4 separate regions of the Homo sapiens genome follow, and regions 1, 2 and 4 are each linked to region 3. A link is a contact called in ENCODE Hi-C or POLR2A ChIA-PET data. All regions are on one chromosome and are shown on one strand. Each heading gives the region's core, a stretch centred on a gene start or an enhancer-like site at or near the end of the contact. The rest is flanking DNA. Distances are from core to core; before and after follow the strand shown. Region 1 overlaps CDK14 (cyclin dependent kinase 14). Region 2 holds the start of CLDN12 (claudin 12). Region 3 holds the start of AKAP9 (A-kinase anchoring protein 9). Region 4 overlaps CDK14 (cyclin dependent kinase 14).

Evidence for each region. A loop is a pair of places that touch in the nucleus more often than their neighbours do. ChIA-PET counts read pairs that join two places held with the same protein, here RNA polymerase II (POLR2A). Pooled maps may share reads with other maps.
Region 1: a map with no recorded cell type shows a loop between it and region 3 (3-fold over the local background). The contact joins the enhancer-like site here to the promoter of AKAP9 in region 3. A Hi-C loop is called at or near these places in 3 of 37 single-sample maps with no recorded cell type and 4 of 50 pooled maps.
Region 2: a loop to region 3 is called in a map of B cell, with 17 times the contacts of the local background. The contact joins the promoter of CLDN12 here to the promoter of AKAP9 in region 3. A Hi-C loop is called at or near these places in 2 of 168 maps with a recorded cell type or tissue (B cell and OCI-LY7) and 11 of 50 pooled maps.
Region 4: a pooled map shows a loop between it and region 3 (5-fold over the local background). The contact joins the enhancer-like site here to the promoter of AKAP9 in region 3. A Hi-C loop is called at or near these places in 1 of 37 single-sample maps with no recorded cell type and 3 of 50 pooled maps. POLR2A ChIA-PET finds 5 or more read pairs at or near these places in 1 of 52 experiments (OCI-LY7).

What each region holds. Positions count from the first base shown.
Region 1 is chr7:90,715,829-90,719,244 of GRCh38, reverse strand. All of the region lies in intron 2 of CDK14 (cyclin dependent kinase 14), which reads right to left. Among named protein-coding and RNA genes, the nearest start is that of CDK14, 120 kb to the right of the region's middle. Within about 2 kb of position 1,329, at least 3 of the 41 ENCODE cell types and tissues checked have a DNase peak (open chromatin) inside an H3K27ac peak, as active enhancers do.
Region 2 is chr7:90,401,929-90,405,257 of GRCh38, reverse strand. CLDN12 (claudin 12) reads right to left here and starts at 1,797. Exons shown (of 4, transcript NM_001185072.3): 1 at 1,709-1,797. RefSeq lists an enhancer at 1,092-1,617.
Region 3 is chr7:91,939,209-91,942,491 of GRCh38, reverse strand. AKAP9 (A-kinase anchoring protein 9) reads right to left here and starts at 1,630. Exons shown (of 50, transcript NM_005751.5): 1 at 1,345-1,630. The coding sequence starts at 1,392. LOC124901698 (a long non-coding RNA gene) reads left to right here and starts at 1,641. Exons shown (of 2, transcript XR_007060431.1): 1 at 1,641-1,828; 2 at 1,928-2,642. RefSeq lists enhancers at 1,340-1,489, 1,528-2,089 and a silencer at 1,690-1,799.
Region 4 is chr7:90,735,700-90,739,271 of GRCh38, reverse strand. All of the region lies in intron 3 of CDK14 (cyclin dependent kinase 14), which reads right to left. Among named protein-coding and RNA genes, the nearest start is that of CDK14, 140 kb to the right of the region's middle. RefSeq lists an enhancer at 1,637-1,926. Within about 2 kb of position 1,816, at least 4 of the 41 ENCODE cell types and tissues checked have a DNase peak (open chromatin) inside an H3K27ac peak, as active enhancers do; they include OCI-LY7, where a contact is called at or near this core.

The DNA of each region.
Region 1 (3,416 bases), core at 80-2,579, 1.2 Mb after region 3:
GCAAATATGTATCATGCGTCAGGCTGTAGCTAGGTCATGCTCTTTTGATATTCATGAAAGGAATATCCATCACAGGTCCAATGCAAAACTATGAAATAAGCAAAAATCTTGACAACCTCTTTCATTTGTTTTTTTCCCTTTGTCCAATACCCCAGGAGGGCCTGATGGCTTTATCCTACTCAAAATCTGCTCCCAATATAAAAAAATCATCAGTCATTTATAAGTTTTTGAGCACTTAAATCGTAGTACTACCTCTCCCAGAATTATCTGAACTTTAAGCGTTACAGAACAACAAGTTTTCTCCCTTATAAAAGTAATTTCAGCTATTAAGGATAGATGTGCAAGAGTTTTGGGTAGAAGAGAGAGGTAGGAAGAATTAGAATCATTGCCACTAGAATCATAACCAATGATAACTGCCTTCATCTATAACTTAAATCTGTCAAATCTAAAAGTATGCTTTCCTCTCTTTGCTTGCTGTCTTCTCTATTTTCTCCCTAATAGTATGCGTGTGTATGTATGTGTGTATACACAGAGATGGCAGTAAGAGTGGCTACACAGAGCAAAGATATGTACACATATAGAAGGATATATGCAAGAATGTGTTTTTTACTTACAGCTTTGTTTTATGAGAACCAAGATCTTGCCTAAAGTCACCTTCAGAACATTATCTAATATACATGCAAACATACTGCCCATAGAAGTCAGAACTAAGTGCCTCAAGACAAGCCACTTAAATTCCCCAGATCTCAGTCTTCTCATCTGTAAAATGATACAGATCTGTTTTAGCTCTAATGTTCTACTATGAACTTTAGGCAGCAGTTTGCAGCTGGTAAATAATTTTAGATAGGTCAACTAGTAAAGTCTCACACATAAATTCACTTCTTTGTGCTTCCTTTGTGTTCCACTTTCCCTTAGAATTTTAGGATTTAGAAAGGACAAAGACAGGTACATACCATGTATACACTTCTCTTAATGTCTCCAGTCTTTTCAGATTTTCCTTAACTCTGACATCCTGGCACTGTTTCTCAGTGGTGGCATCCTGGGCATTTTGGCTGAAAATTATTTGGGTGCAGCATTTCCACAGCAGTACACGTTGTAGAGCATCTGGCAACCATGGTTCTGTGTACTAAATGCTAGTCCTGCCCTTATATCATTGTCACTGTCACAACCAAAAATGCCCTCACTACCAACTACATCATTTTTAGATTGTATTTTATAATTTGTTACTGAAATATATGTTATTATATATTCTTATATAAGCTACTGTAGAATTTGTTTTCAAGTGTTTGGTTTATTTTGGTGGGGTGGGGGGAGCTCCGTCTTTGCTGAGCACTGTTTCTCACGTGTTTGTATTTCCATGACCAGAGTGTAAACACCTTGAGCACACAAACCATATCTTCTATTTCTTTAGTGTTCCCAAAGCACAAAAGACCGGGCATGAAATAGTTCTGTTAATATTTACTCAATGATGGATTGTTTTACTAATTATAAGCTTTCCCCTTTAACTAAAAATAGGCCACTAAAAAAATTAGTCCTGAGAAACTACATTAAAAACAAGGTACCTTCTGAGTTGAGATATTTTCCAGTCATGAAAACACTTCACCAGATGTTTCCATTCATCAGAATTCAATGTCTAACATTGCGATTTAGTTTTAAAATGCTTATTTTTCTACTACATGGTTTCTTTGGCATCTGACCCAATTTCACTTAAATCCTGAATTCCTCAGCTAGTGGACACTGCTGAATGGAGGACTCTTGAGGACACCACATTCCTTTATGCTGCTTCAGTGACCTTTACGCTGCTTCAGTGACTGTAGTTTTGTTACATCCCTTACTGGACTTCAATGCTTGCCATCAATAGGCTTGATAACTGTTTTGCTAATTCTATTATGGAATATTAGGTAGTCTTTCCAGAAGCTTAAGCTTTGGTATATGTTGTTAAAATAATTTTATTTAGTCACTTTCTCTTCTGTGATAATTACACATTTCAGATGAGATACAGTTTTGTTTATAGGCTCATATAGGTAGATGCCTATACTTCCTGACTTCTATACTTCTTCATTTTGATGCCTATACTTCTTCATTTTGTCCAAATCATAATGATAAATTTAACGTAAGGTTTTAATGAGCACTCATAGCAAGGGTAGAATTACTAACAACCAGCCCTATTGTTAGTTGTCTGTATAAGTTTTTCAGAATGTAGTTAGCATTGTGACCAGAATTTCATCTGGAAAAGTTAACCCCTTGCTGCTTGCAGACTGGCAGCACGGGAATCACTGGGATCTCAGACCCACTGCAGTTCTACCAAGTCAGAATCTGAATTTTAACAAGATCCCTGGGTGATTTGTGTGCACCTTGAAATTTGAGACATGGTGCACTAAACCATGTAATGATATATTCTGCTGTTATGGTCCAATAAGAGATTGTGATTGTAGAGAGGGCAAATTTAGAGGGAAAATTTGTTTCAGTCTCTGTGTACAATGAGTGATAAAAATTTTACTACTCCTTCGGTAACATATTTTACTCAAACTTATCTCAAAAGTTCACGGTAGTTATCAGATAACTCAATATATTTTCAGCTCTGAAATAAAATGTGCAATAATATACATCCAATATGTTTATGAATTTAAACAACCATGGAATTGGAATGAGTGATGAGTAGAGAAGAAAGAATATACATGGGTTATAGCAGCATATATGACATTACTTCCTGCATAGAAATTTATAGATGTATGTGTCTCTAATATAGGAACATTGTTTTGCTGCTAGCCATCATATCTATAAAAACAATTACTACAAAATTATCCTAAGTAGAATTGAATTCAGAATCTTGCTTTGCTTACTACTTACTAGGGTTTATTTGGTAGCTTTGGAGGAAAAACTTAGAAGGAAGTCACCTCAGGATCTAGAAAAGAAATTTGAAAAGGAACTTAAATTTGTGAAGAGTACCATGTATCCTAAAACAGGTCCTCCTTTGGTGTGGGTGTGAGGGGAGTCTTTGGCCCAAATGGCATAACTGAACATTTCCCACTCCAGTTAAATCCTACTCTGATTATGTGAAAAGCCAGATGAGATGTCTTTCAGACACTGTTTCCACTAAAAACATTAAATATCCCAAAAAGGTCAACAAGAGAAAGAAGAAGGTATGTACATTTTCTGACTTCCAGTTGACATCCACAATTATATGCTGGTTAAAATGCCATCATGGAAAAAAGACAGAGTCAGGAGTGCAGAATTCATATCATACGACCAAATGGTACGTGTTAAGAGGTGAAATATTAAAATTGATATCTATATTCCCCCCACCCCTCAACAAAACATTTATAGCCAAAGGGCTCAGAAATGGGACACAAGAGATGAGAAGCTCCAAGCAGAGCAAGCGGGTGACTTTGTTTTGAGATTCTACAAAACACAGC
Region 2 (3,329 bases), core at 548-3,047, 1.5 Mb after region 3:
AACCCCATCTCTCCTAAAAATACAAAAATTAGCTGGGCATGGTGGCTCATGCCTATAGTCCCAGCCATGTGGGAGGTTAAGGCACAAGAACCGCTTGAACCTGGGAGGTGGAGGTTACCGTGAGCTGAGATTGCACCACTGCACTCCAGTGTTGGTGACAGAGAGAGATTCTGGCTCAAAAAATAATAATAATAATAATTAGCCAGGTGTGATGGTGCACACGTGTTGTCCCAGTTTCTTGGGAGGCTGACATGGAAGGATCACTTGAGCCCAGGAGTTTGAGGACACAGTGAGTCATGATCATGCCACTGCACTCCAGCCTGGATGACATAGCAATGATCTGTCTCAAATAATAAAAAAAAAAAAATAAAAAGGCTGTTTATTCCTTAATTCATGCATTATATATGAGAAATATATAGAATATAGAAAAATACGTAGAAATAGAAGAAAAAAATTAACTCATCTTGTGACTTGAGAATATAGGAGAAATGAGGATGAAAAACACTTTGCTGTCTTGGGAATATATGATTGATATTTAATGAATGTTTTAGATCATTTTCATGACTACGGTGAAAGGATAAGGAAGGTGGTGAAAGACTGTGCAGTTGTCTTGGAAGTAAAAGAAATTTTCTTTTACATTTTTAAAAAAGGACACTGACAACAAGACCAGACAAAGTTGATCTGAATTCTGCATCCTGAAATTTGCAACCAGAATGCTTAAAAAAAAAATAGTTCCACCAATGGCTCAACCTGATACTTAAAGATGCTTCTATATATCTACTTTAAACATTAGCCACTTCCTCTTCAAATACCATTTATCTCAAACAGGTAGGATGAGAATGGAAACTCATTATTATGTGCGCCTGAGAGTTTCCTGGATTGAGGCGTTCATCACTAGCCCTATTACGATCATTATGTAGAATGCTCTCTGCAACTGGCTGCTCGGAGATTTCAGTCAAGTCCCCCCCAACCCCTCCCCCGCCCCAAATGTGTTTCTTGGGTTGGTATCAATCATAATTGCACACTCCAAAGTCAGAGGAAATCGTTTTACAATTAATAACGCACAATAGAATCCTTGAGCAATCATTTTAAGTGAGGTCACCAAGTCTGACCTTTCCCTAACGTGGCTATGGGCCCCTTACAAGGCCGGGTGCACAGAACTTACAGGAAAGCAAACCAAGCTTCCAGAGCAATCCGCATCCCCCTCCGCCCCCCTCCTCCCCCCTCCGCCTCCTCTCCTCCTCCCTCTTTTCGAAGAGCCCTGTGTGTGGTAGACCCAGACCTGGCAGAAGGAAGAAAACGCCCTACTAGTTAGAGCCAATGGAGAGAGACCGCAACAGTGACTGTTAACGCTCTCAGAGCTAGCCCATCCCTGCAACACTGAGTGGGTTTGAACCGCAAGCAGGTCATCATTACGCAACCAGCATCAGCTGGTTATTCAAAAATAGCAGCTTGGGCTCCCCCACAAACCCGCGCCAGCAAAGCTCCCAGTCCTTGGCGGCTCCGGCAACACACCTCGACATTTCCATACTCCTGTGTACAAAATAATTTTTTAAAGCCTTACCAAATACCTACTCAATTTTCACATCCACAGATGTGGTCAGCGTTTTCCAACGCTCCTGATTCTCCTGGATTTAGCCATTTTACATAAAATCCTCAGTTACTTATGCAAAAGACCCAGAAATCGGAACATCTTGACCACACCTACCTGCTTCTCACACGCAGGGCATTTTACTCGCCCACACTGAGGAGCCTCTTGGAGCGTCTCCCTCTCAGCGTCCCAGGAAGTGCGTTCCCAGCGAGGTACACCGGAGGCTTCTGGGAGCGCAGTCAGGTTTTCCCGTGGCCCTGAACGGCAATGCCCTGGATGGCTGGGACTACAATTCCCAGAATCCACTGGGCCGCCAGCCGCAGGCAACATCCTGCGACCACCTCCTGCCCTTCCCTTTCTCTGCCTCCACCTCCCCGGATTTCTCTTGCACCTTATGTTCCGTCTAGAATTGGGTTATCGGTTAAAGAAAAAAAAAAGGCAAAACGAAACAAAACTAAAAGTAGTTTTGAGTTGGATACCTAAGTACCCAGGTGACTTGAAGGTGACTTGCCCGTAGGAAGGTTAGCAAAAATTCTTAAATCTGGATTTTTTTTCCCCTCAAAGTGTTTATCTAGGCAAAAAGTAGAAAAAGAGCTCAAAGTCTAGAACCAAACAGCCCAGATTTGTATGGGGCTTTGCTGTGTATTGATTGGGTGGCCCTGGGAAAGTTATCTCTACATCTGGAGGTTATCTGGAAAAATGGGGATAAGATCACCCACATCATACTGTTGTCTTGAAAACTGAGGGACCTAATATAGCTAAAGTACAGTATAGCTAGCTATTAGATATTTGAACTAATTTTACTCTCCCACACAATTTCTACTGTCCTGTCCCTTTCTCTGTTGGCTTCTCTCCAATGTGAAGTCCTGCATTAGTGAATGAATATCTGAATTAAACTAAAAGATTCCAAAGTCCTAAATAGCAATGATCTGATTTTTTAAAAAATAAAGGATGCTGAAGTGTTGTGATGCCTACTACTTCGAAATGATCACACATACACACACACATACACACACACAAATGGATATAAAGTGTGGCAAAGTGTATAATTGTTGGATTCATGAAGAATATGTTTGTGGGTGTCTCTTGTACTATTCTTTCAAATTCTCTGTATCTTAGAAATTTTTCAAAATAAAAAGAAGAAAAAGTATCATAGTTTATACAAAAGGATGGCACCCATCCCAAGTAAGTATAACCTTGGCAAGTAAGGTAACCCCTTTGTGCCTCAAGGTCTCATCTGTAACAGTATATCTACATCAGAAAATTGTGATGAGGATTAAATGAATTACTACAGAGACAGTTACAACAGTATCTGACGCATAATAAGGACTATATGTTTGCTATTAGCATTTTCCATTTTGCGTTGCTCTAGTAACAATGAGACTATTTGTCAGAGACTTTTTAAAAAGGGAGGGTAGAGAGGCTACTATCAGTCCACTGCTACCTCCTTCTTATGTGTGATACTGCTTTAGAGGATGGATAAGGTTATCTAAGGCCAGAAGCAATCCGATCCCAAAGCCAGACTGGGAAATGTAATAATGAGGAAGAAAGATAGCATTGGGTGGTGAAAAGATTTCTGGGCTCCAGGCCAGCTCTGGCAATAGCAGATGGATAATAGCAATGTGACAAACGATAATCACTTATTTCCTCTGAACTTCAGTTCTCTCATCTATAAAGCTGAATTGAATCAAATAACTATGTACAAAATCATCTTATAACTTATTTCCCAATCACTGAT
Region 3 (3,283 bases), core at 381-2,880:
TTGCACAAGTGTAGGCTTTGGACTTCTAAAGATACCCTGATTCCCCTTTCCCACCATTTATAGATTCGAAAGTAAAAATTTACCTGGCTATATACAAGCATTTAAACCTTGATCTTAAATAGAGGGAGCTTATAGGAAAGTCAACTATATTTTAGAAATATGAAGCTAGTTTTTATATATATATTCATTTAACAAACTTGTGTTGAGCTTCTATCACTGCATCTCTGCGGTATGGCCCTTCATTGATAATAAATCACTAACCTGGTTTCCTTTGTTTATGTGAGGAGAAGAGAAAGGAAGAGAGGAAAAACAGTTACCTGTAATACAATTTTTGTCCAAGTATGACTGCTAACAATTATCTCTAAAAATAATATAATCCATAAAAGAAGACTTCATTGAAGGGAGGAAGGGGGCTTTTGAGCCCAGACAAAATATATGCTCAAATATGTAATTTTTAAAAGAAATATGCTACGCAGCTTATATTCTGTATATGTTAAATTTCTCATGAAGCCCAATGAACGATGCCTGTGTATAATTGTGTATTGTATTGTTTGCTTTACAGGCTTTTCCATAACCGTTCACACACACACACACACACACACACACACAACCAGGATTCGCCAGAGAGATATATAACAACTAAATTATTTAAAGCAGGAATTCTATAGGTGTTGGCATATGGAACCTTTCGGTCCTCAGAAGTTCCATTCACAGACTGCATTAACATTCCATAGGACACAAAAGCGCATGCCATGACAAAGACCTTCAAGTACAAACATACAAAGACACGCTTCTAAAAACGCCCCTAAAGCCAAGTTCACAGCTGGCACTTGTGGCACACACAAGCCACTGCTGAGACAGCTGTCACAGGCCAATCACACACACCCAAGAGTGCCAGCGTGCTACCTAAGGAAGACAAGCTGATGATCAGCGCACAAATCCCCAACCCAATAAAGAAAAGCCCTAAATCCCCACCCTGGAAAGCACAATGCCTGCACCACCCAGAAAACTCCTTAAAAAAATGAAAGATCGGAGGTTTAGAAGCAACTAAACACTAGTTTACAGCAATACAGTAAAAGGGGAGTTTTATTTGGACATTCACGAGAAAGGAGCCACAATATTCAATCCTCGCGGAAGTATTATCAGCTAGCACAAGGCTTTGTCCCCCAACTGGAAAAAGGGGAAAGGAGGAGGGCGAGGAGAGATGCAGACCCTAAGACCCTGCAGCACCTCCCTCTCGGGCAGTGCACTGGGGCTGCGGCGAACTCCGCTTCCCAGGCCCCCTCCCACCCCGTGCTAGCCACCGCCTCCCACCGCAGGCCCGGTTGCCTCGGGCTCTCCTACCTTGGCTTTGCCGGCCTCCAGCTTCTTCTGTCTCTCCTCGTCCTCCATGGCCTCTGCAAGGAAGGCAGGGGAAAACAGGGGTTGAGGGGTGGTTGGGGATAGAAAGGAAAGGTCGATTTGGACGGAGGTGGGACGGCAAGCTCCACGGCCTAGAGAGCCGATTCGGTCCGGCGCTCCCCCGCCCGAAGTGGAAGCAGTCTCCGCGCTCACTGGCGGATCGTCCTCAGCCGCACGGGAAGCGCCGTCACCGCCGCCGCCGCCGCCATCTTCGTCTCCACGTAAACACACGGCGAGGCGGGAGGGGCTGGAACGTCTGTCCGCGCAGCCGCCTCGTGGGCAGGTGCTCCTGGGGTGCCGCCCCGGCCCAGCCCTCCGGGGTCAACCCTTGCCAGGCCTGGGACCTGCCTCCTACCAGCGAGGATCCCGCCGTAGAGAGCGCCCTTCCCGCACATCAACGGCTCACAGGTGGCGGCCGAGCTGAGGGGTAGGAGAGACGGAGTGTGCCAGAGGCTCCTGGCCTGACCCCCACCCTCCGTCCGAGGAATCCACTGCTATTAAAACATGAGTTTTTTTTTTCCTTCAGGTTACAAAACTAACACACCTAATGGTGAAATTGGCGAACACCTACAAGCTCCAACGGAAAAGTTCCGGTGGGGGGTGGTGGGGGGGCGGACGCCAGGTTTTCTACCTACATTAACTGCTTGACTCAAGAATTATGAGAGCAGCTAATTGCTCTTATTACTTCCTTAGCCTGAAAAGTCCCTCCCTCTTCCCTCCACTGGTTCCCACTCAATCTCCGGTTCATCCTTATAGTCCCATCGCACACGCTGCCTCCAAATGGCTTTTCTGACCTCTTGTTCCCTCCACGGCAACCGAGACACATCCAGTCAAAACTTAGTCCCCTCCCCCGACTCTTTGGGGCTTCCCTTTAACAGTAGTGTTCTGAAAGGAGCCTGAGCTTTAGAACCTCGGTTAGGGACAATGCCAGACTACACTAACTTTCTAGCGTTAATGACAAGTTACCTATCCTCCCTGAGCCTACCTGGAATTTTTGGAAGGGTTGTTAATATATGTGACTGCCCTGACATATTAAAACGTCCTGAATAATGTCAGCTTTATTTCTCCTTGGACTTCCTTTAAGTACCCTGCACCATATTTTAATAATTTGTGTGCGTCTTAGTTCAGCTCATACTCCCAGCTCCTTGATGACAGAGACTCATCATAAGTCTTGCTCATCTTGGCTTTACTAAAATGACCAGCACAGAGCTCTGCACTCAATAAACGCTTTTTGGATTGAATTGAGCAGTGTTTATAAATTTAACATTACTATCTTTCCTTGTTTCCCCGACATGTGCTCCCTCAGTCCTTTGTGTTCGTCTCCCTGCCCTCCAATGCTCACATCCATTCCTGGAGTGAACTACACATTTTAATGTCTCTGGTTGATTACTCAGATTTATCATGTTTCTCCGTTGCTTTGAGCTAGGTTGGACTGAAAAACTAGCAGTTGTGAACAAAAAATAGGCTAAAATGAGTTCAAGCGTAGAAGTGGTGTTAAGTGAAAAATTGAGGTTAAAAAACAAAAAAGGAGATAATAAAGACCTTAAGTCTACCACAAACTGAAGATGAGTTTTAAATAGCCCTCATTTAGAAATCTTAGCTTTAAAAAAGATTTTTTTCTTAAGCTCCGTAATGCATACATTCTGCCAACTTCTAACAGCCAAGTGCATATTGTCCTGTTATCTCAACCTGAATTAGGAACCAGGTAAAATTAGACATTTTATCATAGGGATGAAAGAATTGAGGCAATAAGTGATTTACTTAGTCACCCATCAAATTAAGAGTAAGGACTAGAACTAAGTGTTCTAATAGTGCAGTGATTTAAATACTGCCTGGATTGAGGGATTATGAGTGTAGATGCTGATTGCCTAGGAGGGGGAAG
Region 4 (3,572 bases), core at 567-3,066, 1.2 Mb after region 3:
AGAAAATTAATACTTTGCCACATTTTGTGGTAAAAAAATCAATATTATCTGCCCTGTGAAACTGACAGGTAGACATTGTGGAAATACACTGTAACTTACAAATCAATCATGCTGACTCCATAGGAAGAATCAAAGGCATGTAATTCTCTCTAAAACTTTTCCTAGTCTACAAAACAACAGTCCTATGGAATAGGATGCATCTAAGAGACAGTCTCCGCTTTGAGAGTTAGATTCTTATAAAGTGAGTCTCCTATTTTAAGTATGCAGAAATGGTCTGATCTGTAATTACTGTACACATAAATAAAGAATCCAAATGCCAAATATTTAAAGAGGTCAATAATAAAATTCTTCCCATCAAATAAGTAAAAAAAAAAGAATAATTCAGAAGGAGAGATTTTTGTTTATAATTAAAGTGGAGTCCTTTGTCTTTTTTTCCTTGCAACTTTATTAAATCATCACATTTAAATAAAGATACTGGATCAAACCAAGGTGTAGTCAACCTTAAACATTATCTTTGGCTTTTTGATGTCAGGTGTGTGGATGGATGAGAAACAGCTTTATGGGACAACTATTCTCTGCTTATCGCTTCCCTACTTAGAGTGTAGGCTTGAGATACCACTTTAGAGACGTGGAAATACAGAGGGCTAATCAGCAATTTCTAACAGACACTAACTGCATAGAGATGTGAAATTTAATGAGATGATGTTAACACTTTTTTAAAAAACTGAATAAAAGTATAGAGAACCGTCAATTATCTGGGCCAGCGGAGGGGAACACTGACATGGATAATGAAAAGTGCACATAATGTTCCAGCTGAACAATGTTTGTCACCCTGCCATAGAGGTGTTCTTAACCCTTGACAGCTCTAGTTCATTGTCTGTGTAATAATAATAACAACTAGCTAATATCAAGTAATTATGTATCAGACCTTAAGCTAATCATTTTATATGTATTACATAAACTTAATCTCTATAATACCACCATGAGGTTGGTTCTATTACTATCCCCATTTGAACATGAATAATTTATAGACTGGAAAAATAAAGTAACTCATCTAAAATCCTATAGTTACTGGCAGAACTAGAATTCAAGCCAAGATTATCAGAATTGAGAATTATTTTCTTTGTTACTATTACACTGGTGGAATATTCACACAGAGTCCTAACCCTCACCCACATAGAGGAAATATTAAACATGCTTCGGTCTATCTTCTATTGAAACCCCACTCACAGAAGCAAGGATGGGTGTCTGAACTGCAATTTTTATAAACTTCATGAGTATACTTCAGTGTTCACTGTAATGATACCCTGATATCCAGTAAGAATGTCCATAGCTTCATACTGACTTCATTGAAAACTGATTTTAACCCTCACACATAACCCCTTGCTTAAGATTGTTGAGTACCCCCTGAATTGAGGAAAACCACAATGGAGAATCACTTCTCCAGCACATTATACTGTAATTGTGAGAGTGGGTATGAGGGTGAGAGAGGAAGGATTCAATCAGAACCACGTGACTCCATTAAATAAGGATTTAAAGTCAAACCTGACTGGGCTAATTTTTATTTTGCCTTTGATCTCCAGAACAAGCTTTATCACCCAGCATTGATAGCCCTATTACAGCCACACTAAGGTAATGCATCATTGATAGGTAACTTGGTTATAAAATAGATCTAGGTGCTGTGCAGAGGTATGGATCCAAACACCACACATGGTAACAACCTGTCAAGGGGGCTTGGTTCTAATCTGGGAATTTTCCACTCCCCAGAAGAGGAAGTAACGCCAAGATGACACACCAACCACACCTTAAGAACAAGTATCTAAAAACAGAAGTGAAACTCTCATTTGCAGGTTTGCACCCTCCTCCCACATCTCCCAGATTAGGCCTGCCTATCATGGGATATAGATTTTTATGGTGATGAAAAGAGGTAAATTTGGAGCAATTTGTGGAATGTAGAGAGGACCTTAACCTAAATATGAGTTTCTGAAAATATGCCCTCTTTAAGATCAGCTTATGACAGCATAACTCAATGAAATCCCTTCTAAATTGGTCCAGCAAGACAGGAAATCTCCTGTAGTACTCCCAAGAACTGCAGCTACTGAGGAGCACAGCTGGGTTAGAGGAGGTGGCAGGAATAGGGGAGGGAAGGTTTGTCACATCAGTGACGGTATTAAACACCACACAGGAACTAGTCCTAGGAAAAGTGGGCACTCAATATACATCTGAAACAAATTTAAAAACCTCTTAAACACCCTCTTAAAATATACCACTATAAATAAAACCTCATTCTTTATATTTTGCGTGAATTTTAAAGTGCCACTATCTGAAGAAAAAAACCAATCAGCCAGTTACATTAGCATGATGGCCACTGAGGTCAAGGCATTCTTGGTTCCTTGATTTCAGTCAAGGCTCCTAATATATAATGGCCTGTATGTGAAGAGCATATAGATGTATACGGCTGGGAAGGCATGATATTTTAAAATAGTTTCTACCACAGTATTTCCAAAAAACAATGCTTTCCTCATTAAAACAGTGGCTGCAATGCCACACTTCTATCACATTTTCCTTCCTTTTCAGCTCTACTCTTGGAGCCTATAAAAGATAACTAATATTTTAAAAGAAATAATGATAAAATAAAAGTATGACATAAATCATGGTGACCCTTAAGGAAACAGGGTCTTCCTTTGATGCTTATCAGTCATTGTTACATCCTCTAAGCATTGTTAAAAATAACACCCGTGTCTATAAGGCTCCCTTGTTTTCCCATGCTTCCCATGGGAATTAACTGATCAAATCTTTACACTGCTGCAGGGGATGTAAAATGGCGTTATGCAAAAAGTGTTAATGTTTCCATTTTCTGCCCAATTCAGAATCCAGTGGAAATTAACCTTTCTACCAAAAAAAAAAAAAAAAAAAAAAAACAAAAACATAATAAAGTACCCCTTCTTATCACAACAGGGGAGAGAACAAAAAGGCAGCAGACAGGATTTGCTGGCAAGATGGCCAAATAGGAACAGCTCCCATCTGCAGCTCCCAGCGAGATCAACACGGAAGGCAGGTGATTTCTACACTTCCAACTGAGGTACCCGGTTCATCTCACTGGGACTGGTTGGACAGTTGGTGCAGCCCACGGAGGGCTAAAGCTGGGTAGGGCATCGCCTTGCCCAGGAAGCGCAAGGGGTAAAGGGATTTCCCTCCCCCAGCCAAGTGAAGCCATGAGAGACTGTACCGGGAGGAACAGTGCACTCTGGCCCAGATACTGTGCTTTTACCACAGTGTTTGCAACCGGAAGACCAGGAGATTCCCGCCGGTGCCTAGGCCACCAGGGCCTGGGTTTCAAGCACAAAACTGGGCAGCCGTTTGGGCAGACACCGAGCTAGCTGCAGCAGTTTATTTTTCATACCCCAGTGGCACCTGGAATGCCAGGGAGACAGAACCGTTCACTCCCCTGGAAAGGGGGCTGAAGCCAGGGAGCCAAGTGGTCTGGCTCGGCAGGTCCCACCTCCACGGTGCCCAGCAAGCTAAGATCCACTGGCTTGAAATTCTCGCTGCCAGCGTAGCAGTGTGAAGTC